Linked DNA regions of Homo sapiens: region 2 is linked to region 1. A link is a loop called in an ENCODE intact Hi-C map of the cell type or tissue named here. Cell type or tissue: ascending aorta. All regions are shown on one strand. Each heading gives the region's core, and the rest is flanking DNA. Links, peaks and the distances in the headings are about the cores only.

Region 1 (15,430 bases), core at 4,580-7,079:
CCTGTTGACTCTCATGGATCTGACAGGGAAAATCAGTAGTTTCTCATTGTGAACATAGGCTTTGATGTCTAGCAAAGCTTGACTACAATGTTACCAAGGCTCAGGGACCTCACTCTTAAAACACAGAAGATGTTAGTGTCTTCTACCTCTTAGGGTTTTTGTGAGGACCGAATAGGCTAATGAAGGTAAAGCACAATACATAGTCAACTTGCACATAGTGAATGCTCAATAAATCCTAGCTCTTGCTATTATGAGATTTTATCTGATTTTGGAGATAGAACAGAGACACATATGTTTAAAGAGGAAACAAGAGAGAACAAAGGTTTAAACTGTCTTTGAGATGGGATGTGCAAAATTGTCTCCCAGCAGAAAGAGTTGATCATATCCTCTGGAAACCCGATCTCTGGCAGGCAGATTCTGAGGCTGTGACATCACTGATTCTTGTTGCTGTGGCAGCAGCCCTGCAGCCAGACAATACGGTTTTACAACAGAACCAGGTCCCCAGTTGGTCTCCTGGGCCAGGCACTGAGACAAAAAACCAGGACTATATTCGTACATGGAACTGGGATGTAACATCCTACCCATGACTTAATTTATAAGCATTGTTTATTCTCTTTGGAGCAAATGAAATGCTTTTCCAAGGGACAGCTGCAAAGGCCAAGGATTTGAAAAGAAGAAAATTATGATAAACCCCTCTTAATGCAGGAAAGATTAGATAGCTTGCTACCAGAAATCAAGAAATATTTATAATAATCACATTCAACCCTAGACTTTCCTCTAAGAATCTAAACAGAAAACTTTAATCCTCCAGAATGTAAACTGATGCCATGGCTATATATGGTCACAGAAATCCTAAGGGGAAGAAAAAGAAAAGAAGAGGGGGAGAAAAAATAAACACCCAGTTGCTGTGTCTCTTAAATTGGTGTATGTGTGTTCTACCACAGAGATCTGTTAACCTTGGCAAAATTTACAAGTAAGAAGCATTAATCAACTTTACACAAGTACACGTGACACTTTCCTTTTTAAGTGGAAGCCACAAACTCCTCTCCCTTTGGGAAATCTCACTGTCATGCTGAGGATTTTTCTTCATAGATAATACTACCATGGCAAACATCAAAAACAACTGGATTCCATATTCTGTGGGCTTGACCGCCCCATGAAGGCAAGCAATATTAACTTTTCTTGTGGTTGACTTCTTTTCTTTTTTTCTCCTTTCTCTACTTCTTTTGGCCTTTAGGCTAGAAAGACTGTTTCTTGAAAGTATTCAACTATTCTTGGAAATTGCAACATTTTCCTGCATTCTTTCTATGTTGAAGACACTTCCAGACTAAGTTTGGGTTCTAGGGAATCTTGCAGAAGATACTTCCTCCCCTGTAGTTAATAAGCCATCGCTTATACCACGGTATTTTGTTGTTTGACTCACGTCTCCAGTGTAACAGTGGAAAGTCATTATCTCTGGCTTTGGTGTTAACATAGGGAGGGATAGCAAATTGCCTCACTCTACTAGTGAATGAATAGAAGAGAAATCCTTGATGGTTTATCAAGAGAGGTATTATGGGAACACAAAGGAAAAAAATAAATTCTTACAAAATACCAACAGCAGCCTTGCAATCCCCGTCAAAATGTACCCAACCAACTTAAGGGGGAAAAAAAAATTCAAACTATGTCCTAGCCATAAATTGAAGAAAGAAGTCCAGAAATGTTAAAAATGTTTATAATCATCAAAATTAGTATTTTTTGCCTTGAAGGATGTCTCTTTAAAAGGCTATTCTTACCAGGTTTTGTGTTGTAATATTAAAAGTGGCTTACAAAAGAGTGAATGTCAATTGCAAAATTAAATTTATCTCTGGGTATGTGATTCTATCTCTTTACTAATATACAAAGCTGTCTTGAATGATTTACACCTACTTTCCACCCACAGGTCCTCTGCCAGGGTCAATCTCAGCAGAAACATGACTCTTCAAAAATAGATCATCACAGTTGTGATTAAATCTCCCATGTTCAAAATTTACAGCCTATAATTCAATGCCGATATGAATAATGACTTAAATAAAAAGTTACAGTCACCCTCTTTCCCCTTCCCCCTAAAATGACCCCAAGACTAATTTACAGTTGTGGGAGGTGGGGACTAAGAGCTCTTGAGTATCTATTTTAAGCTAGGCATTTTTCAAGTTTTTTTACTTACATAACCCTATTTAGCCTGCCGAACAATCCAGTGGAATAGTACTAATTTATCTAATTTACACATAAGGAAATGAAGGCTGAGAGAACTTGAGTAACTTAGCCAAATAGTACAGTTGGATCCGAGGCTCAGAATTCCCACTTTTTCCTTCCTACAAACAAACAGTAGATAAACAAAATATTCATGTAAGGCTTAATGGCAGGTGGCATGAGAGTACTGAATTTCATTGTATGTATCTGCACCCTCCATTCCCCCATCTTTTGCCATTTGTGCTCCATATTCCCTGACAGTGCACCAAAAACAATAGGTTTAGGTATTCTCTTTCAGATATCTTCCAAACAAGTGTGCATAAAATGGACTAGAAGGCAACTTGATAGAGCAAATAAATTCACGTGCTCTTCTCAAGAAATCTGAGAAGAGGTATCAGATACACTCCTTGCCTGACCCAGTGTGAAACACAGGACGCAGTGAGGTAAAGTTTGGACTTTTCCATCCTCAGAGCACACACAAATCCACTGAGGATTAAAACCACACAACCAGGAAAAAATGTTAAGTTACAGAAAGAGCTCTTTAAAGCCAAAAGTCATACAGCTCATGAGAAGAGAGAAGTCACTTTGTGCTCAGGTGAACAGGAAAACTTTAAAGAAAAGATGGAATAAGGCCAGGCACAGCGGCTCATCTCTGTAATCACAGCACTTTGGAAGGCCAAGGCAGGTGGGTTCCTTGAGCCCAGGAGTTCCAGACCAGCCCGGGAAATATGGGGAGACCCTGTCTCTGTATTTATATATATATTTATATTAAAAACAAAAACAAAAACAAAATTTAAAAAAGAAAAGATGAAATGAATAAAAATAATTTATATATGGAAAGGACTTAAGGCTATTCAGGTGTGTGTGTATATATATATGTATGTATTTGGAATTATAAACTGTACATTTTGCATAGGGGTGACTTGATTACAGCAAGGGAAATTAACCTGCCCCTGAATAGGCCTGTAAAGGAAAGAACTAGGTAAAGAAACCATTTAGTAAGTTATTACCCAAATCCAGCTTTGTTGGTGATAAAGTGAACCAAGGTGATGGTGGCAGACAGAATAAGAACAATAACTTTCCCAGCCTGGCCTGACACACATTCAGGCCTGATACACACACAGGCTGTATCAGCCTGGCCTGATACAGCCTCTAAAAGATTATTCTAGAGGCTGATCCCACATGGTGATAATAAACCATTTCAACTGCTTTGTGAATGACCAAAGATGACATATGTTTAAGGACTTTTTTTAAGAATTGAGACACTGAAAATACAGACTAGCCATTTTTAAAAGTACTCGTCAATATCCACTAAAAAGGAGCCCCTTATATTTTCATCTTCCTTATTTACCAAAGCTAGCTTCATCAGTATAAACTAGAAAGGTAATTCCAGAGTAATAAATCTTCCATGGAGAGCTCTCTACCTCTGGCTGCTTGATAATGAATTTAATCAGTCGGGAGAACAGCCCTGTCATTATGGATTAATCACCAAAGACTGTTTTGGTAAGTTGATGCTGTGTTTGCAGCTGATGGTGGTCACAAGACACACTTGATATTTTTAAGAAATTTAGAGATTGAAGGAATGCTCAGTTAATTAACAACCACAAAACACAACAAACAAAAAATAGAAACCCTAAGAACAGCATAAACACAGATATTAGTACCTTTGGCTTTGATGAATTCAAGACAGAATTGACTCAAAATATTGGTAATATTTATCTTCCTGTTGGTTTGTTTGGTTTATTTTCCAATCCAATTAGGGAATTTTAAGCCAGTGGATTCTGGAGCAGGGTGAATTTTCCTAACAAACTTACTTACAATATATCCAATTAGTAAAGTGCAGCTCATTTTAAAAAATAAGCATTTTAATTGGATAGTTTTATTAGAAGAATTTTATGTTTCCTTTTCAACATGGTATCAAATACCATAAAGTCCTCATTAAACTTTCATGTATATGACTCCAGGATCATTACCACAGATAGAATTAAGTAAAGTTGGCTAAGAGTGGTCTAGTCAATTATTCTCCTAAAAGATATTAAGGATTTCAGATGAGTTAAGACCCACTCCCAAAGAAACTGAAACAAGTTAATCACTTGACAACTATATCAAGTTATATGCTTAGGCTGGGAGTGGTGGCTCACACCTGTAATCCCAGCACTTTGGAAGGTCAAGGCAGGCAGATTGCTTGAGCTCGAAAGTTGAAGACCAGCCCAGGCAACACAGGGAAACCCTGCCTCTATAAAAATACAAAAATTAGCTGGGCGCAGTGGTGCACACCTGTAGTTTCAGCTACTCAGAGGCTGACATGGGAGAGTCGCTTGAGCTTAGGAGGCAGAGGCTACAGTGAGCTGAGACAGCACCACTACACTCCAGCTTGGGTGACAGAGCAAGACCCTGTCTCAAAATAAATAAATAAATAAATAAAAAGTTGTAATTTGTAGGTTGACTTTTTCAACAGTATATTTAGAATGCTGAATGAAGAGGTAGACTCTCAAACCTAAAATTTTCTTCTAGAATATATTTTTTTCCAACATCTTTGTCATTCCTCTTAAGTTTCACTGATTGCAATATAAGTTTGTGACTTAACTGTTAACCTATCAGTCTAGTATTTGTGGCCAACCTTAAGCATCTAACAATGTACAATTTACATTGTACCTCAACGGTTTCTGTCTCAGATAAGCTAACCTAAGCCAATTTTGCTTGTCAATATTTTGGTAAATAATCATGGTCACCTGGGATTAGAGATAGACAGTAGCTATGGTTTGTTCGCCTACAATTTCACTATCAAACGTTCTGTTCTATAAAAGCAAGTCTCAGACTAAATTCTGCTGAACCTTCCACATTTGTTTACAAACAGGCACAAAATAGACATTGTAAATCTGAGGAGGTCTCACTCTCTGTTGTCAGTCACTCTGACATTTACCTCATAAGCAATGTTCATGCATTTCAGTCAAGTTCAAAAGTGGCGAAAGGAAAAGAAAGGAAAAGGGAAAGGGAAAAGGAAAAGGAAAGGAAAGTTCACGCTGTGGCAGATGCAACCAACAAACAACAGGACCAGGCAACCATGGAGTCACTTAGCCAGTGGAGGCCCCAGTGAAATGGGAGACAAGGACCGATGATGCTTTGACTCTGTGTACTAACTGCCTCAAAAGTATTGAGCAGCTGGGCTAGCAGATTCTATATGTCCTTAATGCAGGAGGAGTAGGGCTTATAAAATCTCTCCTGTCAACTAAATAATCTGAATACTTGTAATTTCCAAAATGGAAACTTATTCCATATGTCTATTATAATTACCATGCCCTCTATTATGCAATAGGTAGAATTCTAAGATGACCCCCATGAACCATGACCAGGTATATAATTCTCTTCTCTTGAGTGGGAACAATACATACAACTTGCTTCTTATGAATAGAATATGGCAAAGGTGAGGGGATGTCACTCCTAAGACTGGGCTATTTTGTATGGCAAAAGTGAAGAAAGTGTGCATATGTAATTAAGGTCCTTAATTATTTGACTTTAAGTTACTCAAGGAAGAGTTTATCCCGAGTGAGCCTAGCCTAATCAGGTAACCCATTAAGAAGAGGGTCCAGGGCTTCACTGAAAGAAGAAACTCAAAGACATTCTCCAGTTGGCTTTGAATAAGCAAGCCACCATGAAGTCTATGGATTCGAGAAAGTGAATTTTGCCAAAAACCACATGAGTTTTGAAGAGGACCCCAAGCATCACATAAGACCCCAGCCTTGGCCAATACCTTGAGTGCAGGCTTGTGAGACCCTGAGCAGGGAGCCCAGTTAAACACTGCATGGTCTTCTAATCCATGGAAACTGAGATAACAAACGTATGTTGTTTTAAGCCACTATATTTCTGGTAATTTGCCATGCACCAACAAAAAGCTAATATAAAAATATTTGAAGTGCTTGAAGTCTCACTTCTGAATTGTGTGCTTCAGATGCCAACTCACAGCCCTAGAGCAGAGCTCAAAGTGAATCTACACACACATGCACCACCTGTTTTTTTCTCAAGTAATTTAAAATAGATTTCCACCATAGATAATAAAAAACTCTGGTCCACATACCTGGTCTTAGTCTCTAGATACGACATCACCGAGTATGAGTGGGAGCTGGAAGCACTGCAGATATTGTTTAGTCTTCTCCTGCCTCTCCAATCAGGTCTACTTCTACTACCTTCTCCCTGTTATAGATGACAAAGTAGAGCCCTACAAAGTTTCTGTGGCTTCCTCAAGGCCATTCAGTTGCAGAATAAGACTGAAATCTTGTGTCCTATGGTCATCAATTCAAAATGTTTTTATTTCACCCTGTTGTAATGAAGTCTTCTTATTGTCTTATAATTTCTACCACAAACTCCAACTTCATTTCACAGGTTTTAAAGAAAATTATCCTGTACTCTTTGTCATCCATTCATTCATTCATCAAATATGTATTAATAACCTGCTGTATGCAATGCGTTGTTCTAGGAGCTGGTGATAAATCAGTGAACAGAACAGATAAAAATCTATGCCTTTATAGAGTTTAAATTCTGGTGAAAGGGAAATAAGAAATAAGAAAAACCACTGAAATGCCTAGTATATTTCATATTGATAAGTGCTCAGGGGGAAACAGTATATGGAAGGACATGGGAGCTGCAATTTCCTGGATTTCAGGAAGATCTCTTGCAGAAAAGTGCCATCTGAGTAACAGCCTGAAGACAAGAAGGGAGTGAGTTAAGCAGGTATGTGGAAGAAAATTGTTCCAGGCAGAAGGATGAAGAAATGCAAAGGTTATGTGTGAGTAGAAACCTTGGAGTACAAGACCTAGAAAAACTGAAGGAAGCCCAGATGGCTGAAGTAGAGTATGTGATGGGGAGAATGGGTCTGACAGGTAACAGGAGGCCAGGCTTTGTGGAGTTTTTACTCTCAGTGAAGTGCGAAGCTAGTGGAGAGTTTTGAGCAGAGGAGTGTCTGGGAAAATCAGCATTATTTCTTGGGAGTTTCAAACTAGAACCAAGTCAGAGTGTTCATATAGCTGATAACAGTTTGTACCTTTCCTGTGGAAGAGAAAGCTGCCCGTCATCTGCAGAGAAAGAGGAATGAGTCAGACACATGGAGAGAAGTAGAGGTCAGAAGCCAGAAAGAATTCAGCCAGGTATCACACACATGCTCCTGTTCCTGTTAAATTCCTATTTTGGCCCAGCGAACTCACTTCTCTCTTTAAAATGGCCTTGCCCCTCATTTTGCTGAGGTTGAGCTCAATGCCACCTCCTAGAGAGGTCTTCTTTGACCATATTCTAAAGTAGCAGTATCAAACACTCTATCTCCTTCTCCTGCCTAAGTTGTATTCATGCTAGGCATTTATCACCACTTTACAATGCACTATTTATTTGTTCACTGTTTTGTTCCCAGACTGGAATGTTCACCCCATGAGGGCAGGCTCTTTGTCCATCTTTGTCACTGTTTTACCGCCAGTTTCCAGAATAGCATCTGGCTCATAATAGATGCCATTTTAATAATTTTTTAGTGAATAAATGCAAATACCTAAAATCCCCATGGTTATTTACTCCACTTGGAAAGCTTGTTAAAACATGAATTACTGGACCCTCTCTTGAGAATTTCTGATTCCGTTTTGAGGTGGTGCTTAATCATTTGAATCTCTAAGCTTCCAGGTCATGTCCTTGCTACTGATCCATGGACCACACTTTGAAAACTACTGTTCTATACCTCGCTAGTTTCTGTTACAATTAAGAAGTTTTAGCTAATGTAGATGACTTGAATTCTTTTTTCTTCAATTTTTCATATGATTTTTGTTTTCTTCCTTCAACCATAATAAGATGATACTTAAATTTTGTCTTAACCAGGAGATCTATAAATACAGGCTTATCCATCCCACTTATAAGCATGGCAAATGGTGCTTCTCAAAAGTGTCCCCCATGAACCCTCTGGTCACCTAACCGAAGTCGCCCCCTTGCCTGTCCTTAGCTTGACTATGTTGTGCAGCCATTTCACTGAATCTCATTCCAGACTAATGTTTCCATAGCCTTCATGATTTTGCCTTTTTTTTTTTCCCTGCAGAGAATGTGTCTGTTTACCGCATCACCATCACCTTTGGGACCCTGTGCCTTTATGTCAGCACTGGTGCTCTAAGAGGCTTCTTCTTTGCTCATTTTCCCAGAGCCACATTTTCCTTGGGGCAGCATCTTCAAAACTTGCCACTGAAGTCTCCTGAAGTCTTTCTAAATATCTATTAAAGTTCTCAGGCTAAACTTAATGTAAAACATATACTCACAGTAAAAACTTAATGGCTCACTCAAATATTTTGCCAATATGGAGCCATTAGGAAAGAGCTCTAGTAGGTCTCATACTGTTAGAGATGTGAAAATTAATAAAATACTTTAAGTCTTATTTATGTCACTTGATACCACATGTCAGCACATTTTCTGACATTATATCATAATGTCTACAATGAAAATCATGGAAAATTTTGGCTTACTACATTTAGCTTGATCAGTGCTTTGTAGTTTACAAAGCACTGTTTGTTGTTCTATCTCAATAGCAATGCCAAGAGGTAAACCGAACAAGTATCCTTGTACTCATTTTCCATATGATAAAGCTGATGCTTGAAGAGGTCAAGGGCTTGACCCCAGGCCATGCTGATAGACAGCAAGAGTCACACTCATATATATGCCAAGCATGCAAGGCCCTTGCCTTCACAGTCTATTTACAAAACAGCCTGGAAGAATAATAAATCAATCCTAAGAATTGCTATGAAATGCCTTTAGCATAGGCATTAATGTGCAATGGATGTACAGCCTATTCAATTTCTTCATGAATCTCTATAGTCTTCACAAGGAACTTTCACTAGAAAAAAAGACAAACTTATCTGTTTTATCTCATTTTTTTTTAACACCAAGGACTATGAGACAGATGCAAAATCATTTTTGATTTGTTGGTTGAGGATTGACTGAAATCATTACTAATTATTCGGCACAAGTGGGTTCCACCAGCTGCACTTGAAGAACACTTCAACATCCTAAAGCAAAATAAAGTAGCTTACGGCAAGTGATGAGTGCCTTAATTATGTTATTGCTACACTTACTGCGATTTCAAAGATTAAACTTAATAGAATTTCCTGAGCAATGATGGTCCACACTGGATCTGAGGGGGCTTTTCACAAAGGAAAAGGAGAAAATACTTACTAACCTGGCTACAGCTAGATCTGGCCTCCCTACTAAAATGAGGGTTACCAGGTGTCCTACTTCTTCAGGGAATGTGCTACTTTTCAACAAATCACCCTGCGTATGGGATCCAAAGTAGGGCAGTAAAAATGTCTGGCTTTCTGTGACATGCCAGATTCTTCTCCTCTCTCTGACTCACTGATTTTCCACACCTTTCAGTGTCCGAGTTTGAAGTTTTTCTTAGACTGAAGAAACTTAGGATTGGTCAATTCCCCAAACCTCTTCATTTCCTATAGCAGAATGTGATTAAAGAAAAATTTCCACCAACCAGGCAAGCCAAATTTTCTAGATTGTATATCCACAACAACAACCTCAGCTGGTTGCTCCAAACATCAAAATCGGGGGTTGGCTGCACTCGGCAATACCACCAGCCCTGCTTGAAATGGTTTACTGCATGATGAATGCTGAACTGTCACCTCTTCCAGGGAGCCTTTCCCAATCCACTACATGCTCCACCCACCCACCCACATGCTTGGCTGAAATTAACTTTTCCATTTCCCTGTCCTTCCACAACACTCCTTATATACTTCTCTTAAAGTAAGTATAACAAGATTCCTAGTATCTTAGAGATTCCTGTGGGACAAACTTCACAACTCCTTTCTCTTCTCACATCTCTCCATGAGTTTATGAACCTTCAATTCATATCTCCAGAACAGGTTTCTTTCTCTTCACTTCGTCAAAATTTTATTCATCTCACAGAATTCAGGTCAAATGTCTTTTACCTGGCCCCATTCTTCCCATCTCCATAAAGTTAGTCAAAACTTCCTTCATGATCTCTGATAACTATGAAATGGACCCAGCTGTCCTATAGAACAGATGTTTATGGTTTCTTTTAAATAAACATAGAAGTTGACTCTCCCAGTCTTAAAACTTGAGAAAGTTACATTTGTCTTATCTGAGTTCCTTTTTCAGGAAACCAACCATTGGGCCTCCTAGATAGTATCAAGGAACTGAAACTTTCCAGATCACCATCTGGACAAAGAGAAGCCACACCCCTCACCTATCATGACTGCCTAACTGACCACCTGCTTCCTGTTCACCAACTCCTCTTCCATACCTCTCCCTAATTCCTGTTCTCCTCATGTACTTACATTTCTTCCCTGCTCTACAAACCCGATTTTAGTCAGTCAGGAGGATGGATTTGAGACTGATCTCCTATCTCCTCGGCTGCAGCACCCAATAAAGCCTTCTTCCCTGACAATAATCATTGTTTCAGTGATTGATTTTCTGTGCAGCAAGCAGTAGGACCTAACCAGAACCCCTGGCATTTCAGTAACACACATTTCTCTACTGTAGCACTAATATTGTAATTAGTTTAATTATTACTTTACATATCTTCTTCACTAGACTGTGAATTCATCCAAAGAGGCCAAGCTTAATGACCTGCCACAGAGTCTAGCATATTATAGCTCAGAAAGGCATAACAGTAGAAGTTCTCCTAACCAATCTCTACTTAATGATGACTTATTGGTGAACTGAACATTCTCTGTAGCACAGTGAGTACATACACCTAGTAGGCGGTCTTCAGGTACATCCAGATGGTAGAACTGCACATTTGCCAAGGGTTAGTATTTTTATTCCGTAACCTGTTTACATCACTTTTGTTACCGTAATTTCCATAATTTGATTAAATATTATTCAAATCAATAAAATATGAGTGTTTTAAAACAGTTATCCCTATAAGAAACAAGCAGAATGCCTTGTAAGTACTAATAAACACTCCGTAAAGACTAGTATTATTTTCTTTTGACTGCCTGATTTGATGTAAAGAAGACAATTATAAAAGACTGGGCAAAATATGTATGAACTCTGCAATTAGATTGCCTTGCAACCATCTAAACTGAAAATCGTATATTATAGGTATGGTTTGAGCAAATAAGAAAACACAAATTTACAACTGGTGGACCTTTGCTTAAAGAAAAGCTTTAATTGTTCTACTAAAATAGAAGTGAGTAAATGTACATTTATATGTTTTAGTTAAAATAGAATGTCTATTTTAAAATTATTTAAAATTCCTACTTTGACATTTTGATTAACTACCAGGAATATAAGAGGGATTCTATTATAATTATGTCTTTCTTGGTTGATTCATTCATTAATTCATCTGAATAAACACTTGATGAATACTATATTTGCTTTTATACTATTTAATACACAACCTGTCTTATGGCATTTATTGTTGACATATAAATGTGGCACATAGTGCTTGGCAAATTAGGTACCCAATGATAAAACACTAAATGAATCTGGACCTATTATCCCTGCTTTGATTTTGTTTTTTAATGATACGTTCTGTTTTGACACATCCTTGTATTCAAAATTGGCAAATTAAAGATTACAGACACGTTGTAGATAATAAACATAAATCATGGAGCAAAGTTTCATGAATTTTTCACATTTTTTTGAAATTTGGAGAGGCTATTGTTTGTATATCTCACTTGTCACTTAGTAACTTTTACATACCGGAACAAATTTGATATATGTTTTTTGTCCTTAGTTGGACAACAAAATAACAAACATTATATTTTAGAATTGCTCTTATCCTTCGCCATGTTTATAAGAAACATTTGACACAGGAACCATCCCAAAGACATTTGGTGACTGTCATTCGCTTCATATTTTGGTAGAGAGCATCACTCAAGTTTAGTAATAAAAATAATAACAATGAGCATATTTGCCATGTGACAGACCTGTGTTAAATAATTATATAAATTATCTCTTTCTAGATTTACAACTATGATAGTACTCACTAGAGAAGTAGGTACTAACAGAGAAAAAAATTAAATCTTAGATAAAAAAATTTGCTCAAGGTCACACCAACTAATTAAGTAATACTTAATACATAAACAAGTATTAAATATTAAGTAGTTGTCACTTAAATCCATTTGATGGATTTTGTCAATTTATTTGGCAAGACACTATTTAACAAAGGTACAGATCCACAGAAGTCACAGACTGTGGTATATGAGATGCATACGTGTGATAGGGAAATTGTCATAATTAATAGCATCTGTAAACATTATCCTTAACAGAAATTTTAGAGATACAATGTAGTCCTATATCCAAGAGTGAACCTTCAGTCATTCACAGATCTGGTAACAGGGCATCTGCGAACTTTACAATTCACTATAAAGTAATAAATGGTAAGCACTGGCCAGGTGCAGTGACTCACACCTGCAATCTCAACATTTTGGGAGGTTGAAATGGGAAGATTGCTTGAGGCCAGGAGTTTTACACCAGCCAAGACAACACAGCAAGAGCCCATCTCTACAGTTTTTTTTTTTAACAGTTAGACATGGTGGGCCTGTAGTCCCAGCTACTCAGGAGGCTGACACATGAAGATCACATGAATCCCAGGAGTTGGAGACTGCAGTGAGCTAAGAATGTGCCACTGCACTTTAGTCTGGGAGACCGAGCAAGACCCTGTCTCTAAAATAAATAAATAACATTTTAAAAAATGTTAAGAATTATTAAACTGTTATTTATTGTATTAACTAGAAACTTTCTTGATTCACTCTGTATGTTATTGAGCACAGTCTTTTGTAGATTGTTGAAATTTGATGAAAACACAATGAGACAGTCTCAAGCAGAACAGAACCTTGCATCATGAATCATGGGTATAGAAGGCAACATTCTCTAATTATCTTTGAAAGAAGGTACACTATACATCAACATCATCATCATTCAAAAAGAACATAGAAGACAGAACTAAATTCTTCTATAAATAAGAAATGGACTCACTTGGCCATCATTGCACCACCTATTGGTTTCTACTATGCTCATTTCTTCAAGATATTATAGTTGTATTTTGTCATGATCTTTGGTGGAATATTTTATATTTTTTATTTATGTATCAGGGAGGTTTTGTTAAAAAATTTCAAGGACTGGATGAAAGCCTTTCGAAACCAAAAAATATTTAAAAACCTAATTTCTCATTACTTTCACATTTGGGCATTTAAAAATGTATTAGCTTTTACAATTTTTTCCCGGCATTTTATCTTCTATTGCAATTATTGTCTTTTCTGTGGTCAGATGAGTCAAGGCTTTACTTGTGTAGATTAACAACTGTTACTTATAATAGCACTTGTAATTTCACAAGGATTGCATAATCAAGGTCAAATCTCTTTCCTAATGCCTGCCACCACTTCTCCTTAAGTATATAGAGTTCTTCTAAATCTAAGTGATATAGTACTTTCTTATAAAATACATTTCTAAAATAATCATAAATGACATGCCACTATTCAATTCCTATAGTACTCAAAAATTCAACTCTTATAGTACTTTTGATCCTGTAGTGATGAAAAGTTAATTGCAAATAGTACGGTCATTAATTGCTATCACCTTTTTAAGAGCGAGTATGTTCTTAACTGTTTCTGCAAATAGAAGATGCAATAGGAATAATCCTAGTCTCGAGGAGGAAACTCCTTTTTTCTAATCAAGTTTTATAAGGAACAGTTTTTGAGACATACTACTGTAACTCTGGGCTTTTCTCCTTCTCCTTCAGTGATCAGCCACACTTAAAGAAAGTTGTCTTGAATACTGGATTTAAAACATTCATTTATTTTTTCCTACCTTTCTCTTTTAATCTCTCTCAAATCACCATTTTTCAAAGTATCTGTTTTTTGGAAACTGTATCAATTGCTACGAAAAGACAGAAGTATAAATATAGGTGAGGAGATTTATAATAAACACGGGATAATGATAATAATAACATCAATATAATGTAAAAGTTATCATATCAACAAGGAAAAAAATGTACCATGAGGAGCAACATAAAACAAAGTTTAAACTTTGGCAGGCTGAAGCCAAGGAAACTTTTGAACACTTAATATACCATCTTTCAAATGTCTTTCTGGAGAGCAGTTTGCTAAAGTGTACTAAAAAAAGTTTTAAACTTCATGCTTTTTGATTCAGTAAATCCCCTTAAAGGAATCTATTTTAAAACAGAAGCTTGGCAAATATAAGTGTAAAATATGTAATGACAATGGTTTTTAAAATTAAAATAGTCCTGGAAATTATAAAATGTCCAAATAAAAAAAAGTACACAAAATGATAATCCACTTGATGATAGAATATTATTCCACCACTACAAAGATTTGAGAGGTAGAAAGAACATTCACAAAAATGTAAACCTTCTGAATTATAATAGGTGATTTTCATTTTTATCTTTATAAATTTTTAAATTCTCCGAGTTTTCTTTATTGAACTGGTATTGCTTTTGAGCTCCAAATAAATGCTACTATGTGTTTTAAAAGAATATCTGATAGCATGGAGTATGCTTACAATACAATCAAGATATAAAGTATAATTTTAATTTTGAAATATAAGTTTACATATGCCCACGGACAAAAACAAAAAGGACTGTTAGGAAATACGTGGAAATCTTAAATGACTACCTGTTATTAATACAGCTGGAGATAATTTATATTATTTTATTTTAGTTTAGATATTTTCCAGAATTTTATAATGAGTCTATTTTACTTTCAAATGGTAAATGTGTGTGTGTATATAACAGAGCAATAGAAGTCAATGTAGCGGAATTCCTTTCCTTGGCTCAAACCTGAGGCTTCCTCTCAGACCTTGGGACAAAGGTCTGAGAAATAATATGAGGCTTTTACATTATTTAATCTCACCAAAGAATGAATGCATGAAAAATAAAGCCTAAAGCTATTTTAGATCAGGATTTTTATTTAACATCAAGTAAATGAAAAAAGAGATAATGAATAATGGGACTACCCTTTTATGATATACAAAGCAAGGTATTGGGTCTAATTACTTGATGAAATTTAAAAATCAAAAAAAAAAATAAAGGGAAAACAATGCAGTTAAGTTTCCAAGTATATTATTAATAAATAATTGTAGGAAAAGTCAGTAAGTCCATATATTCATGTACGGAAACAGAACCCATGATGGATGAGCATTGGTTACTCCTCATTGCTGGAGGTTTTATAAGCAAACAGGCCAGTTTTCTTCTTTTGTGGCTTTGTGAGTT
Region 2 (15,430 bases), core at 5,108-7,607, 48 kb before region 1:
TTGATATACAAATGGATGTAACTTAAGACTTTAAGACACTATTACTGTCCATAAAAAGCTCACAGGTCTTGCAAATAGAATTGTCATGTCTGAATCTCAAATTATTTCTTCACCTGGTTTTTAAAAAAGGTCAATTTCCTTAGCTAAAAATAACTGAGTGATTAATCTATTCAACATAAAACAAATCTGGATTCTGACTTACTTGCCCATCCTAACTTCTTTTTTCAATCCCCAATTTAAATTTCTATTAACACTCATTCCGTAAATATTTGTCTGGCAAAATTCAAGTACCAGGAAACAGCATAATGCAAAATTAACAGAGTAGCACTATAAAGAAGCATATGACCCAAACAGCTGCAACTCAATGATTATCTGTCCCAATGCCCAGTTCCTAAGGGGGGAAATACAACAAAAACAAACCCTCCTACCCAAACGGCTTCCGAGAGTGTTTAACTAGATCCTAAATCCATTGCTGAGATTTAGAAATATTTTTAAATGTTTAAGGGATATGAAGTGATGCCAGAAAACTCAGTCTCTTATCAAGGTATCTATTTCACTTATGAATAGATAGGAAACTAGTATGAGAAAGGTGTTTCAGGAGTTTAATTGTAAAAAAATTATAAGAATTTTTTAAAGTCTGTACAAAATTTTGCTTATTTCCGTGCATACTTAACTTATAAATAGAGTTACTATGCCATTTATATTCCAAATTGCAATGCTTAGCAAGTTAAAGGTGGGGGGGGGGCTGTTAACAATTACAGTATGTGTAAACCAAGATTGTCTCATGAAAAATGCGGCATATAGTCACCCTACTTATAAATAAATTTATGTAAAAAGGTGATGGAGATATTCTAAACAGAAATCCACGAGATTGAAATATGATGAGGTAAAAGGAATTAGTGAAGAGCTTTTAACTTTTAGATCGATACTGGGTTAAAAGTAGAGGTAGCATGAATTGATACTCTAAGTGAGAAGGTAAGAAGGGCTTACATTTTTAAAGAGGGGAAACGCTCACAAAAGTCAAGGAGTGGGAATTATACCTGGTTTTGAACAGACAACTATAAAATGGGGTTCAAATAAAGATGGGGCTATTTCAGAGGCACTTCCTAAACCAACATGGCAAGATTATTTAAATTTCCTGTTGTACACTTAAACAGGATCAAACATTCCATTTCTTTCCTAACTCAGAAGTATTCTTCCCCTTGTTATCACTACGAAGGGAAATGTCATAGATTCCTGCTCTAAATATGATTCAAAGTGAAGTAGCTCATTTGTTTATTAAAAATGTAGGGTTTTAGTCTCCACAAAGTGGCAATTTTGTTCATCCACTGGGGAGAATTAAGTTATTAGTTTCTCTCCCTCTCTCCCTTCCTTTCCCTTCCCTTCCTTCTTCCCTCCCTGTCTTTCTCTCTCTCTTTTATTCAGAGGCATCAATGTCTCAAATCTTAAGTTTATCAGGAACATACTACTTTTGATTCCCCACAAAGGTTGCATCTTGACAAGTTCTTGGTTGAACTAGAAATGTCGCAGTAGCATGTTTTGCTATTAAAGCACACCTGGAGGAAAAGAACATCCTCTGATGGTGCAGCTGTTTCCAGATGACCTCCTTGCAGTGCAACAACCAAATGACTGCAAAGATGATGTGGCTGAGATATGGCCCTGGATCTCTCCTCTCCATGTGCCCTTCTGTATCCTAACAGCACTTCCACACTCTCTTCTCCAAGGAATCCCCACCACATCCCTTCTCACTCTTTCCTTAATAATGATCCAATTTATTTATGTGAAGGCCCACTTCCTCCCCACAGACAGAGTCTGTAGAGAAAAAAAAAAACTACAATTAATTCCTTATAGGGAAAACAACTTGTATTTTCTCTTTTATGACCAGAAAAATAGCAGACAGTTTTCCTTGTGAGGCTTCAGATTGATGCTCAATGATGTAGAAAGAGCATAACTCTGCCAGCCCTAGTAAGTGCCATGAAAATACTTGACCTTTTGAGGTAGGGCAGGAAGAGAATGTTTCTTGAGAGGGCTGCCAGGCCCCTGAAACCAGGAAAAAGTCCCAGCCTGGCCCAGGGAGCTGCTTTTCCCTTGCAAACCAGTGGAGCAGATAAATAACTGGGCTAATGATATCCCTGAGAAAGGCTAGGCATAATGACTACATTTTCTAGAAACTCATTATTCAATTTATGAGCAACCTAAGCATATAAGAAGGCTGCACCTTTTCATATTTTGTATCTCATTGTTATATTACATGTTATATTATAATACCATTAAAAAATTGGGTCAGTTTCTTTCAGATCCAGTCTTAAAACCTGAATCAATATAATAGGTGTTTGATTTCAGTCATAAAAAATAAGCATCTCTTGGGCCGGGCGCACGCCTGTAATCTCAGCACTTTGGGAGGCCAAGACGGGTGGATCACAAGGTCAGGAGATGGAGACCATGCCGGCTAACATGGTGAAACCCTGTCTCTACTAAAAATACAAAAAAAAAAAAAAAAAAAAAAAAAAAGTAGCTGAGCGTGGTGGCAGGTGCCTGTAGTCCCAGCTACTTGGGACTGATATTCGATATTTCTTTAAGTTTCACTATCCTTTATAGGTTACCTAGAATGGGTAAAAAGGTAAAATGCACATTAATGTACACATGAGAGTTCACTGCTGGGCCTCCATAATGTCAAGAAGCATGAGCTGCCTTCTTCACACGCCCACAGGGAAAGTCAGCAACTCACCTGTCCTGAGCTGACTGACAAGCAGATCTACTGCACCTTCTATCAGCAGCTGTGCAATCTGTACAGTGGTGAAACTGAGGATATCTTGTCTGGATTTTTCAGACAGGCCTAGGTAGCAAAACTATAGGACTCACTCATTTGCACCAGCCTCTTCGAACTCAGAGCTAGGGACCGCAGCGTGGAAAAGGCTACTGGGGTGCCTGCCCATACTCTCTGTTTTCTGTTTACCCCTTATTTTGTACTTGTCTTTGCCTGTGCTGCTAAACCTCCTACTTTTGGTACAGTGCACTATGTAAATCAAGAGAACAGATCTCCTGGCCAAGACCACCTCATAATATAGATTAGAGGAAAGATCAAAAATAGTCATAGCTTTTGAAACCACAGTGCTTCTATTTGAAAGGCTCCAATAAGCAGCAGGGAAGAGATAAAAAAAAAAATGGTGAAGAAAGGGAACATCAGAGAGTTATCTTACTGTTAAAAACCTTTCTTCTCTGCCTTGGTCTTTTCTTGTCACAGCCCACTCATTTTGCTTCCCCACCTTCCTTCTTAACTATCCTCTTCCTCTCTTTCTCTTTCTAACTTTCGAACTGCCAAGAGTTAAAGGAAAAGGTGGTCCCCTTGTCCAAAATGAAGAGATGAAACAAATTTCTGGTACTGATCAATGGTTATGGTCATCACTACTATGGGCTACTAATGGTTCTTGACAGCCTAGTAATGACTTGCATATTTAAAGAGGACTCCTTTCAGTCACTTCCAGGAGGGCCTGTGTTTTAAGTATTCTCTTAATCTAATCTGTTTGATCCATTTAAATTGACGATGTAAATTTAAAGATGATTGTGTGGAAACAAGAGAAGGATCCTAACCAGACTGCAGAGGTATTGATCCCAAGGTCAGGGCTCATTAGTAGAAATTGCTAATGGTCCAAGTAATCTTCCAAGCTCACTGTACAATATTAGGTCCTCCATAGGAAACAAAACATTACTTTTGTGTAAAACAACTTGTAACAACAATAGTAATACAATATACCTATTTTAAAAAGAAAAGAAACTACTTACAATTCTACTACTGTCTTAAATTATATAATTTTAATTTATTCCCTTTCAATCTTTCTCATATGCATGTTATACATTTGAAACCTATAATGCACAAATAATTGTATGCCCTGCTCCTTCTTAAATGATAATTACATTTCTAATTTGATAGTCTTCATAGTTTTTAAAAGTTGCATGATTCCATTGAATGACATACAATTCACATGAACATTCCACTGTTACAATACTGGACCTTTGAATTGTTTTGAAAGAACTCTGTGAAGTATGTTTGTGCATATGACATTTTAACATTTCACATTATTCCCCTAGAATAAAGTCCCAAAAGAGGCATTATGTGTCAAAGGAAATAACTGTTTCATGACACTTAATACATGTTGCCAAATTTCGCAGCATAGCTTTTTAAAAAACGTTGTGAGCATGTTCTTTCTGCAAATCACTTTGCTAGACTGTGAGGCACAAATGAATGAGTTTAAAATACAGTGCTTCACCGTGGAATACTATGCAACCATAAAAAAAAACATGTTCTTTGCAGCAACATGGATGCAGCTGGAGGTCATTATCTTCAGTGAATTAATGCAGGAACAGAAAATCAAATACTGCATGTTATCACATATAACTAGGAGCTAAACATTGGGTACACATGGACATAAAGATGAGAATAATACGACACTGGGGACTCCAAAAGGAGGGAGGGAGAAAAGGGCTGAACAACTACCTATTGGATACTATGGTCCCTACCTGGGTGATGGGATCAGTCATACCCCAAACCTTAGCATCATGCAATATACCCATGTAACAAACCTGCACATGTACCCCATGAATCTAAAATAAAAGCTGAAATTATTTAATAAATAAGTAAATAAATACATGCAGAAATAAAACTGAAAAAAAAATACAGTATTTGCCCTGAAAATCATATAATACAGTTGGGGAAATAAGACATACACATGTGAAAAGAGAACTAACAATACCAACCACAGGAATTCAGAGAAGAAAGAAAAAGAGCATATTTAGCAGAAGAGGGTAAAGAGTTAGACTTTTGGGATATTCTGAGGTTTGGATGAGTTGAGGTAGAAACTATTCAGGTCGATAAATAGAGTAAAAAGAAAAGAAATTAACCATTCCAAGGAATTTTCTGTGACTTAAAAGCACTATGTGATTAAATTTAATGTATTATCCTGGTCCACATAGACTCCCCAAGGATCTTTCCATTATTAGTAATAGTTATTCTTTCACCTTTGTCCTTGAAACATCGACTTCCCCCGTTCCATTTGATGTGATACTGTGGAGGTTTATCTCCTCTGCCTCTAATCAGTCCTTAACTTCTTTCTTTTAAATTCATCTTCCTCCAACCACCACCATGAGAACATTTCTCAAAGTTCTCCTGCAGTTTTCTCCTTCTTTATATATTTCTGTAGGTAATGTCACCTGATGACTTAGCTCTTGTCATTACTTCTTGCTGCGAATCCCCCAATCTCTATTTTCAGCTCTCAATTCTCATTTTTGTTCGCATACATACATTTTCCACTGCCTCTTACAGCAGTTTAAACTAGATATCCCAAACTGAACTCTTTCTGTGGTCTCTAGATAATCTGAAAGCACCACAGTTCGCAAGCGTGTCATCTTTCAGGTCTCTTTCATCTTCATAGCTCACACTGAATCAGTTTCCAAATTTGGTCCCAGCTTCCCAGTGACTTCCAATTTCCTCCTATTGTAGGTGATCAAAATCTCCCACCTGGACTATTGCAAGGGCTCCCCCATCTGATCTGCTTGCCTCCAGCTTCAGCCCCTTCAATCTGTGGTCTACACCATTACCAGTTGCCTTTTAAGAGCACAGAGTAGATTATGTCACTTGTCTGCCCAAGGACTTCCAGCAACTCTAGAAAACCAGCAAAGCCCAATCCAGACACATTAATGTATCCCTCCTGGTCCCTTATGGTTTCAACTCACACTACTTCTCTATTTTCATCTCCTCACACTACAACCTCACACACACACACACACACACACACACACACACACACACACGCACTGGACTATTTAAAATTCACTGAAAACAGACAAACTTTCACTCGGCCAAACCTTTATTCCTGCAGTTTCCCTTGAATGAATACTCTCATATTCTCTGGCCCATTGAAACCTTACGCAACCGTTAGGTCCAACCAAATGTTATCAGTTCCAACAATCCTTCCCAGACCTCTGTCTCCACAATCTGAAGTACTATTAACTTCCTGTATTTTACAGCACTGAATGGTTAATTTTCTTGCTGCCTGTGCAACTACAATGTTCCCTTTCTGGAGGCCAAGTTAATAAATTCAATACATCCAAGTGTGTTTAAATTTTTTAATCTCTTTGGCCAAGGGCTGAACTTCCTCTTGCTGTTTGTTAAATGGCTATTGGAAGATCTCTTGCTAAACCTGAAAGTATTTAAGATGTTCAACAGAATCCTCATTCACAGATGTGAGGAAGAATAAGAGATGGAAAGAGAAAAGGATTTAAGTTACTAATGATTTTTCTTTCCAATCAGCCCTATGACGTATCTTCAAAACCAGGCCAAGAATTCTCATCACTTGTCATGACGAGTCCCTTAGCAAGGATAGGGTGCTGCACATTCAAGTTCTTGTTTTAGGCTCTTGCTCCCATCCCAGGCCCTTGCTTAGGTTTAAAGTGAGAGCTTTAAGCAGGGAAGACTCCCAGGTTGCAAGTATTCCTCAATCCCATCCCACTGCATGTGATGCTGACTGGAGTCCTGGCACGCTGTCACAGATCCTAGCATAAAAATAACCTGAGGTAGGATAGAGGGGAAAGAGAGGAAGGGAATTTATGACCAACCCTCCAGCTTTATTTATCACTTACCCTGGGAAAGTACTATGTAATAAAAAGGGGGGGAAAAACAAGACAGCCAAGCTATTTAAAGAGCAGGAGCTGAAACTTCAGAAGCATAAACTAATGTTTCTAACTAAAAACGGGTGTGGAGCTTAAAACTTTTCAAAAAGTAGATGCTAGATGCATATCTTAATAAAAATGAATTTTAAATAATATTTTTGAATGGACTATCCTACGCTATTTATTAGGACTAATGGTTATTCCCAAGACCCGTTCTAACTTCTGATCATTAGAAGGTACCATATTTTTCCATTTGCATAGTAGAGGCAGGATGATAGTATATGTTTTTGTCTGAAGTGAGACTATTAAAGGAAACACATTAAAATGATGAGGATAAATGGTCATGTGTCATCAAGGCCAGTCCTTCCTGCCATTCTTTAAGCTGAATTCCCATAAAATTTAGTTTTACCTCTTTGAAAACTATGTGTGTTGTTGGACTAAACGTAAGAAAAGAACAAAACCAACCAGTGAATAATAAAGGCAATGTCTAAGGCTGACTACATTTGGTATATTAAAATAAAGTAGAAAACTGGAAATACAAGAGTAGTATTCCTTTATGTTTTCTAATTAGTCATTTCTGATGTTTTCCCTGAATTTACACATCAGTCCATTATTCCAAGCAGGGACACACACACACCCATCAATAAATTACTATTATAAAGAGAGGTAATTGTCTATATACAAAATAAATATACTACTAGTTGCTTATAGTTGCAAAGGTAAATGTGGAAATTCTCTTCATTTTACCAATTACCAGCTCATAAAGGAAAAATAAAGTTAAAATATATTCTCTTTTTGCACAGACTGCTAAATAATTGACTGATCATGATTAATCAAGTAAATTGAGGCATTCTGGAAAAATGACAAATGGCAAGATTTACTGCCTCTGGAATCTACGGCATTTGCTAAATATAACTTGCTTGTAACTACAGATAAATATCTAATCTAATACAATCGAGTTACCTGCAAACCAGAGCCACATACAAAATTGAATGAATAAAAACGTCTCAAAAGACAATAAATACTTTCTTTCTTCCAAATGAAATAAAATCTTATGATAGGTTTTGAGGAGTACACGTAGATGCTAGGAGCATCAGCTTTGCAGGCCTGCAGACAAGGGTTCAAATCTTGGCTCTAAGCCTCTGATTCCTACCTAGGAAAATGAGGGTGATATTATCTATGGTATGAGATTGTTATAAGAATTTATTGAGATAATTCAGTAATTGCCATATAGTGTGCTAAGCTTAGTGTCTGGCACATAATACATTATCAATAAATGTGTCTTATCATTACTATTGTCATTATTTATTACCACTAGTGAGAGGCTAGAAAGTGAAAAGTCTAACCAATGCTTTTAACTTCATTTTCTACAGAATATTCATAGAATATTCATAGAATCATAAAACACACACACATAATGCCTACTATATTTGGTACTTGTCTGTATTCACTTCTATGACCCACTTTAATGTATATGCAACCCTACAGTAAAGAACACTCCCGGGAGAATAAAAAAGTGCCCTTTATATTAGCAAAATTTTATGTGAGTTAACTGCATAAAATAGGATGAGTTTTGTACTAAAACTCATCAATTATTTTTCATTAGGGTGGCTTTTTATTTATTTATTTTATTTTATGTTTATTTTTTTTTTGAGACGGAGTCTCGCTCTGTCGCCCAGGCTAGGGTGCAATGGTGCGATCTCGGCTCACTGCAACCTCTGCCTCCCGGGTTCAAGCGATTCTCCTGCCTTAGCCTACCGAGTAGCTGGGATTACAGGCGGCCACCACTGTGCCCATCTAATTTTTGTATTTTTAGTAGAGACAGGGTTTTGCCAGTTGGCCAGGCTGGTTTTGAACTCCTGACCTCAGGTGATCCATCAGCCTTGGCCTCCCAAAGTGCTGGGATTACAGGCGTGAGCCACCGTGACCGGCCTAGGATGGCTTTTCTAAATATTTTCGTCTATGATAATTTTTCTCTCCATGTATTTATTTATTTTCAGACAGTTTGAGGTTACAGTGAGCTATGATCGCACTGTCTGGAGTGCAGTGGTGTGATCACAGTTCACTGTAACCTCAAACTCCTTGGCTCAAGTGATCCTCCCACCTCAGCCTCCCTAAGTGTTGGGACTATAGGCATCAGCCATAGTGCCTGGCAGTGAGTTTTCTAAACAGAGATTTACTAAAAGGCTTGTGTAGTGACTTGGCAACACCGTAAGTATTTTATTTCTAAACTTTGAATGCCTTTCTAAATGTCACAGGCTAGGTCTACGTAATTCCCTTTACAGCACCACATGCAATTGGCTGTTTAGAAAATGCTTTTTGAGGATGGTGAAGAGCTCTGTTTTTCATTAAGTGGCTTTGAACTTTGAGACTGCAAGTCCTGACTCTGGATTTACCCTTTACTTCACTACATAATTCAATTCAAACAGTCAAATGATATCCTCTTTCTGCAACATGTGTGTGGGGGGAGGACGGGGGCGGGGGGCGGTGTTTCCCCTTACTTATGTATCTTTATCCCGTGAGTTCATTTTAATGAAAGAACTCCAGTCTTCCCTCAACTTCCTTATTCTGACCTTGTGCTCTAGTACTAAGTAGTGACGCCAGGGAGAAAAAAGGCTGGTGAGCCAAAAATGGCTTAGGAACATAATTCTCTACCAAGCTGCAGAAAATAAATGACAGGGTTGGCTGAAATCCAAAGGTCAAATATATACAGGCTTTCTTATGGGAAAGGAATGTCAAACCTGTTTAAAAATCCTGTGAAGTGAGTTTATAATCCCTGACTACCAAAATTAACCATCCAGCTGAATCATTTTAATATTTCCGTGAATAAAGTAGATTGATTAGCTTTTCCAGAGTTATGTGTTATCAGATAAACAAACCAATATATTTTAAATAAATCCTTTTGACCCAAATGGCATGGTGGAGCACAAAATGCTTAAAAGATGCCCTCTGGACCTCCTAAGGTTTTTCATAGGAAAAGTAAATTAGCTAGACTATTTTCCTTTCTGCACAATGCAATACAAGCTGAAATAAAAATGTAGCTTTCTCTTCCTTAGTCTTCTTTTTTAATGCTTCTGAATTATGTTAGAATTTTAGAGCTTCCAACTGGATTAAAAATTGATTCAGCAGAATGGTAAATTACGAAAAAAAATCTCTTAACGAAAATACTTGTTGCACTCAGTTAAAACTGTCTTTTAGGCCGGGTGCGGTGGCTCACGCCTATAATCCCAGCACTTTGGGAGGCCAAGGCGGGCGGATCACGACGTCAGGAGATCGAGACCATCCTGGCTAACACGGTGAAACTTCGTCTCTACTAAAAATACGAAAAATTTGCCAGGTGTGGTGGCATGTGCCTGTAGTCCCAGTTACTCGGGAGGTTGAGGCAGGAGAATCCCTTGAACCCGGGAGGTGGAGGTTGCAGTGGGCCGAGATCGCACCACTGCACTCCAGCCTGGGCAAGAGAGCGAGACTCCGTCTCAAAAAAAAAAAAAAAAGAAAAGAAAAAAAAAAAGAAAAAAGTGTCTTTTATTCCCAAGCTAGCATAAGAATGTTGAGGTAACCAATGTTATTGGGGAAAAATCTGAATTCTATTCATTTTATTCAAGACCTAGGTATCCCATTGAGCTTATTCTACTTTGTGGTAGAAAATATATATATTTTTCTAACTCTCATATCTTCTTAATAGTATAAACAAGAATAAATAAAACAATTTCAATTTTAAGAGTCTCCTTATCATTATTGTAGCATACCATCACTTGTCCCCTATTAGTTTGGAGTCAGTAATCATCACACAAAAAATATCAATATGGGCTGGGCGCAGTAGCTCACGCCAGTAATCCCAGCACTTTGGGAGCTAAGGCGGGTGGATCTCTTGAGGTCAGGGGTTTGAGACCAGCCGGACCAACATGGTGAAACCCTGTTTGTACTAAAAATACAAAATTAGCCGGACATGGTGGTGCACACCTGTAATCTCAGCTACTTGGGAGGCTGAGGCAGGCGAATCACTTGAACCTGGGTGACAGAGGTTGCAGTGAGCCGAGATGGCACCATTGCATTCAGCCTGGGCAACAAGAGAGAAACTCCATCTCAAAAACAACAACAACAAAAAAACAATCAATATGCATTATCATGTATATCCATTTTGTTGCAACATCATCAACATATCTATAGAAACATAAGTGTTAGAATTAGCTAAAAGGAGCCTTAGAGACTATCCACCTGCCTTGTTTCTGAAGTAAATAAAATGAGGTTTAGAGAAGTTAGTGATTTTCTCTGCATTCCAGTCCAATGTGATGTTATCAATGGAGGAAAGAAAAAGTACCATGTACTGAATATTGTATTAGGCTTTTGATGACTTTTAGCCCAGTCAAATACTCAACGATTTAATACCAAAGGCATAACCATTTCAGTTTTATATAGACATGACTTAAGTGTAGTTTAAGGCCATATATCTGGACAATGACAATATTTTTTACAGCCAATGCATATTTTTGAAATCACACTAGAAAATGAAATGTATTAATACAATTTGGATAATATATATGTGCATTAAAATTCTTAAAAGCTTATTTTATTGGTACCAGTAATAAAATCATTATCTGTGATTCTACCCTGGAGAAGGAAGAAGGGTATGTCCTGCAATGCACTAAAAGGGCAGGAATCATGCCCTTAAAATGTCCTGAAAACATTTTTTTCAGCCATAAATATGAATAACCAAAGTTGAGGGTTACGCACTAATGGCAAAATTATCAGATCATTGATCAAATGACGTGCTATTTTCAGGCAGGCAATACCATAATAGCAAAGCAAAGAGAAATCTAATTTGCATCTGGGACATTTAAAATAAATATATTAAAGAAGAACTGTTGAGCCAGTCCCTCGGCCATACTGCTCTCATTCTCAGCCTAAAACTAGTCCCTCAGCCTTTAGGGGGTGAGGGGGCAGCAGTAGGCTTCATGTCACCTACCACTGTCCTTGTCTTCCCCCTAACCTGTACCAAGGCCTTCAGTAAATTCGGTCATCCCTGCTTTAGCCAAAAAGCCAAAAACTCTACTGATATCAACTCATGGATCTCATTCTCCAAAGAGGTCATTAGTGCTCCCATTTTGTAAACAGTCATATTGTGAATCCCAAATGAATTTCCTGCTAAGATAAATAGATATAGGGAAATAGTTTTGGATATGGATATGATATAGATATACAATATCCGTATATTATTTTCCTACAATTATCATACTACAACTGGCTTTCTTTTCTATCATTTTAGAAATTTAAATAATGTAAAGACAAAGCAAATAGATGTATGCCCATAAAGTTTAGCAATGTGCTCATATATTTTTCTAATTTCCTAGAATATCAAAATATGAAGAAGCACTGAAAGAAGAAACATCTACCATATATTGATGTATTTCAAATTCAGATATGGCTTCATCTGGAAAGCACACTCCCTGTAATTAAGCAAAAGTGGTTAGTCTATAACCATAATTAAATTTATATTGTGTTGTCAAGTTAAAACTGTGAATACTGTGTACAACCAGGAAAACTGGATGGGAATGACTGACTTAATAAACTAACTTCTTTTAAGAAATACAATGAACATAGCTTCCTTTCCCTTAATTGTATTTTTAAAAATCATGTGAATAATACAAAAATATCTATGCTACAATATGACAGCCCTAAAAGAACAGAAATGGGTGTTTTCCATGGCCCACAGGGCCAGTCTAGGAACAGCCCTTTGCTACAAACTACATAGATCATGAAACTGACAAGTGATTGAAATAAGGTAATCCTTTTATTAACAGGAAATGAATGTGTTTTGAGGCTCTGCCTTTGTCATGATTATCTGGCTCTATGTGAATACAGGCTCTTTGGGAACCTGATCCAATTTATATCAGTGGAATGAGCCTATCAGAGAAATTCAAGAAAGAGATAAGTGAATTAAGTTTAGAAAGCACTACACTGCTAGTTGGTATATGAACCAAGTACTAGAAAGTCAGTGGGGAGAAAGGAAAAGTCCATGAAGTGGGTAATGCTAGAGCTACACCTCAAACAAGTTGGTATTTACAAGGCAGACAAGATAGGGTGGCATAGTTCCTTATGATGTCATGCCATGACTTAAAAACGAAATCCCTGCCAGTGGTGAAGAGCAAATGGCTGTTCTCTACAATGCTCCATTCCCCTCTAATCTCAAGGATGAATTTGGCCATCCTAATTCCACTTTATGTGGTACCTTAAAGACATCTGAGCATCACTGGTACAGCAACTATCATATTGCATTGTAATTGCCTGTCCTTCACTTGAAGGTGGGAAACATATTTATATCACACTGTACCAATGTCCAGTATATCTTATACACTCAAATGAGTAAACAAATTAATGAATGAATAAGGATTTAACCAAGACAACAAAGGCCTTGCAGGGGCCTCTCTTGTCTGCAATTCATCATAATGTCCACTAAAAATCTCAGAATATCCATTTTATACATGGTCAGGCCTCGGTACTCCTGAGAGGCCTAAACTAGTACAGAGGGCTCCTCAAGAGTTCCAGATAAATCTTATTTAACCATAAGGCTCTTTTCTGAAAAAATAGTGTCACATCCCTTAGGGAAGTTATCTAAACTGACCTTTTCCCCTGGGAATCCTCCAGTCATTGGTCTAGGCTTCATTTCTGAAGATGCTATGATAGGCTATCATAGATATAGACTGTTAAGTTCACTTTCGTTCACAAAAATACAGGCATGAACCTCTGTGTACTGCCAGCATGTTCCGCTTTAGGATGCCTTAATATTTTTATTCATGTTTTCTTTTTTCATGAAAAAAATAATAAAGTCCATGGTAATATTATAGACTGTGGTGTCAGAGATGTCACATGGAATCTTGACTCTGCCACTTTCTGTTTAACTCTGGGTGAATTAACTCCCTGAGCCACAGTTTCCTAACCTGGAAAATGGGGATAATAATGCTTACTTTATAGAGGTGGTGAATATAAAATAAGATGCACCTGGCATAATGTACCAAATTGATATTCAGTAACTAGCATCCTTAAAGATGCCTAAGAAGATATGAACCTCTTTGTAATGCACTTCTAGAAGCCAACCAATTTTTCTCAACATGGTTGGAAACAAGGCAAATGTTGCTTCTTTTTACATATAAGCATGATAATTGTGTAAGCGTTTTAACTAATGTGCTGACCATAGTTTACAGTGCTGTGTAAGTTCAAAAATGTCAAACACATTTTTTAAGAATGGGGGAAGTAAATACATTCACTGTTTTGAAATGGTATTTTGATATTTATACATCAAATGTAGTATTTTCTTAGGTATAAAATTTTAGTATGTTTATGCATCATCATAAACAGTGATATTGTTTTGTAAATATCATACTACTACTCAAGACAGCTCAGTCGTACAGAGTAGTTTTATTTTCTCACCCGAGGACCCTAAATTCTATAAACTTTAAGAAAGTACCTGATTCTACAGGGAACCCATGAAGGAAGTCAGGTAAAAAAAGGAAAAGCAAGAAAAACAACAAACCACTCACCTCCATAGCGCACTCAGCAATGCAATGGTAGTTAGCAGATCCAATTACCAGCTACTCAGTGGCACTCAATGGTATTACTTGGTATGGATTCATCTCCTTATTTTCTGTTTTGCTTTTCTCTGTATACTTTAACCACAATCTCCTAAACCTTTCCCCCTAGGTTTCCATTCCATTTATTTTCTTGTGAGTTACACTCCTATATTCCTACTTATGTCCCTAGGAAAATGCAAAATAATTCCTTCTATTCATGGAGAAATATACTATCCTGATGATTCTATGAAGTTTTCTTATTTCAGTTATTGTACATCTTCCGAAGTACAGGATAAACATTACATTCCTTGATTCTTCTTTTTCACTGTCAGTTCTACCTACTATTTAATAATACTAAATCATGTAAGTTAGATGTCTTACTAGTATTTAGTTCAAAAAGTCATTTTGAGGTGTGAATATAGAGGAAAGGGTGTTGAGGCAGAGAGAGAGACAGCAATATGGACAACATCACCCAGCTCAGGAAGCAAAGGCAGCATCTGAACTTAGGAAATAATGAGGGTCTGAAAGTGCTCTGTCTTAAGTTTCTCTCTATCTCTCTCTCTCTCCCTCCCATCTCCCTCTTCTCCCTCTCCCTCTCTCTCTCCCTTTATCCAATAAGGCTACAATTCAGCCAGTAGATAATCGTAGTGGGGTAGCATCATGCATCTTTTTCAGAAGACAGAGATCTTCAAGGATTCATAGCAAGAGAAGCCTGGACATCCTGCCTGTAAGACAAGTCTTGACATATATCAAAATAAATTTGGCACCTGGTTTTACTAATCTGTAAACAAAAACAAACAACAGTGTGTGTGTGTATATATGTCTGCATGTATACATACATGTGTATGACTGTGTGTGTATGCCTTAAAGCTTCTTTTCTATAACTGGGTAATAGGGAATGAATACCAGCTATTCTGAGAACTCTGAGCCTGCTGATTGAAGATTACTCTGAGATAAAATGCAGCACAAGTCAACCCTCCTGGCCCACAAACCATGGTCTTTGATTTTATTTCTGCTCTGTAAACATCCTCATATGGCATCTGACCCTACTGAAATCATTCAACAAATACAAGTCAATGATTACTGAGACTAAGCAAAATCAACAAGACTATAGGTATGTTTTTCATCCATAAGTGACAACAAAACAAGTTGTGTCATAAAGAAGTCACTAGGGATGATTCTTCCTTTGAAATTAG

What was found. A loop is a pair of places that touch in the nucleus more often than their neighbours do. Peaks named below come from ENCODE experiments on the same cell type or tissue, not always from the same donor. Only the 100,000 strongest peaks of a DNase experiment are listed, where the experiment ranks them.
Region 2: it touches region 1 in a loop (4-fold over the local background); 2 of 110 quality-filtered maps call a loop at or near these places.

What each region holds. Positions count from the first base shown.
Region 1 is chr2:40,371,389-40,386,818 of GRCh38, forward strand. The region is part of intron 2 of SLC8A1 (solute carrier family 8 member A1); the gene reads right to left. It also overlaps the pseudogene LOC124905995. Among named protein-coding and RNA genes, the nearest start is that of SLC8A1, 73 kb to the right of the region's middle. In ascending aorta, for the core only: no CTCF peak of the experiment used is centred there; no DNase peak of the experiment used is centred there.
Region 2 is chr2:40,323,294-40,338,723 of GRCh38, forward strand. The region is part of intron 2 of SLC8A1 (solute carrier family 8 member A1); the gene reads right to left. Among named protein-coding and RNA genes, the nearest start is that of SLC8A1, 120 kb to the right of the region's middle. In ascending aorta, for the core only: no CTCF peak of the experiment used is centred there; a DNase peak (open chromatin) is centred at 6,483; H3K27ac peaks cover 1,102 bases.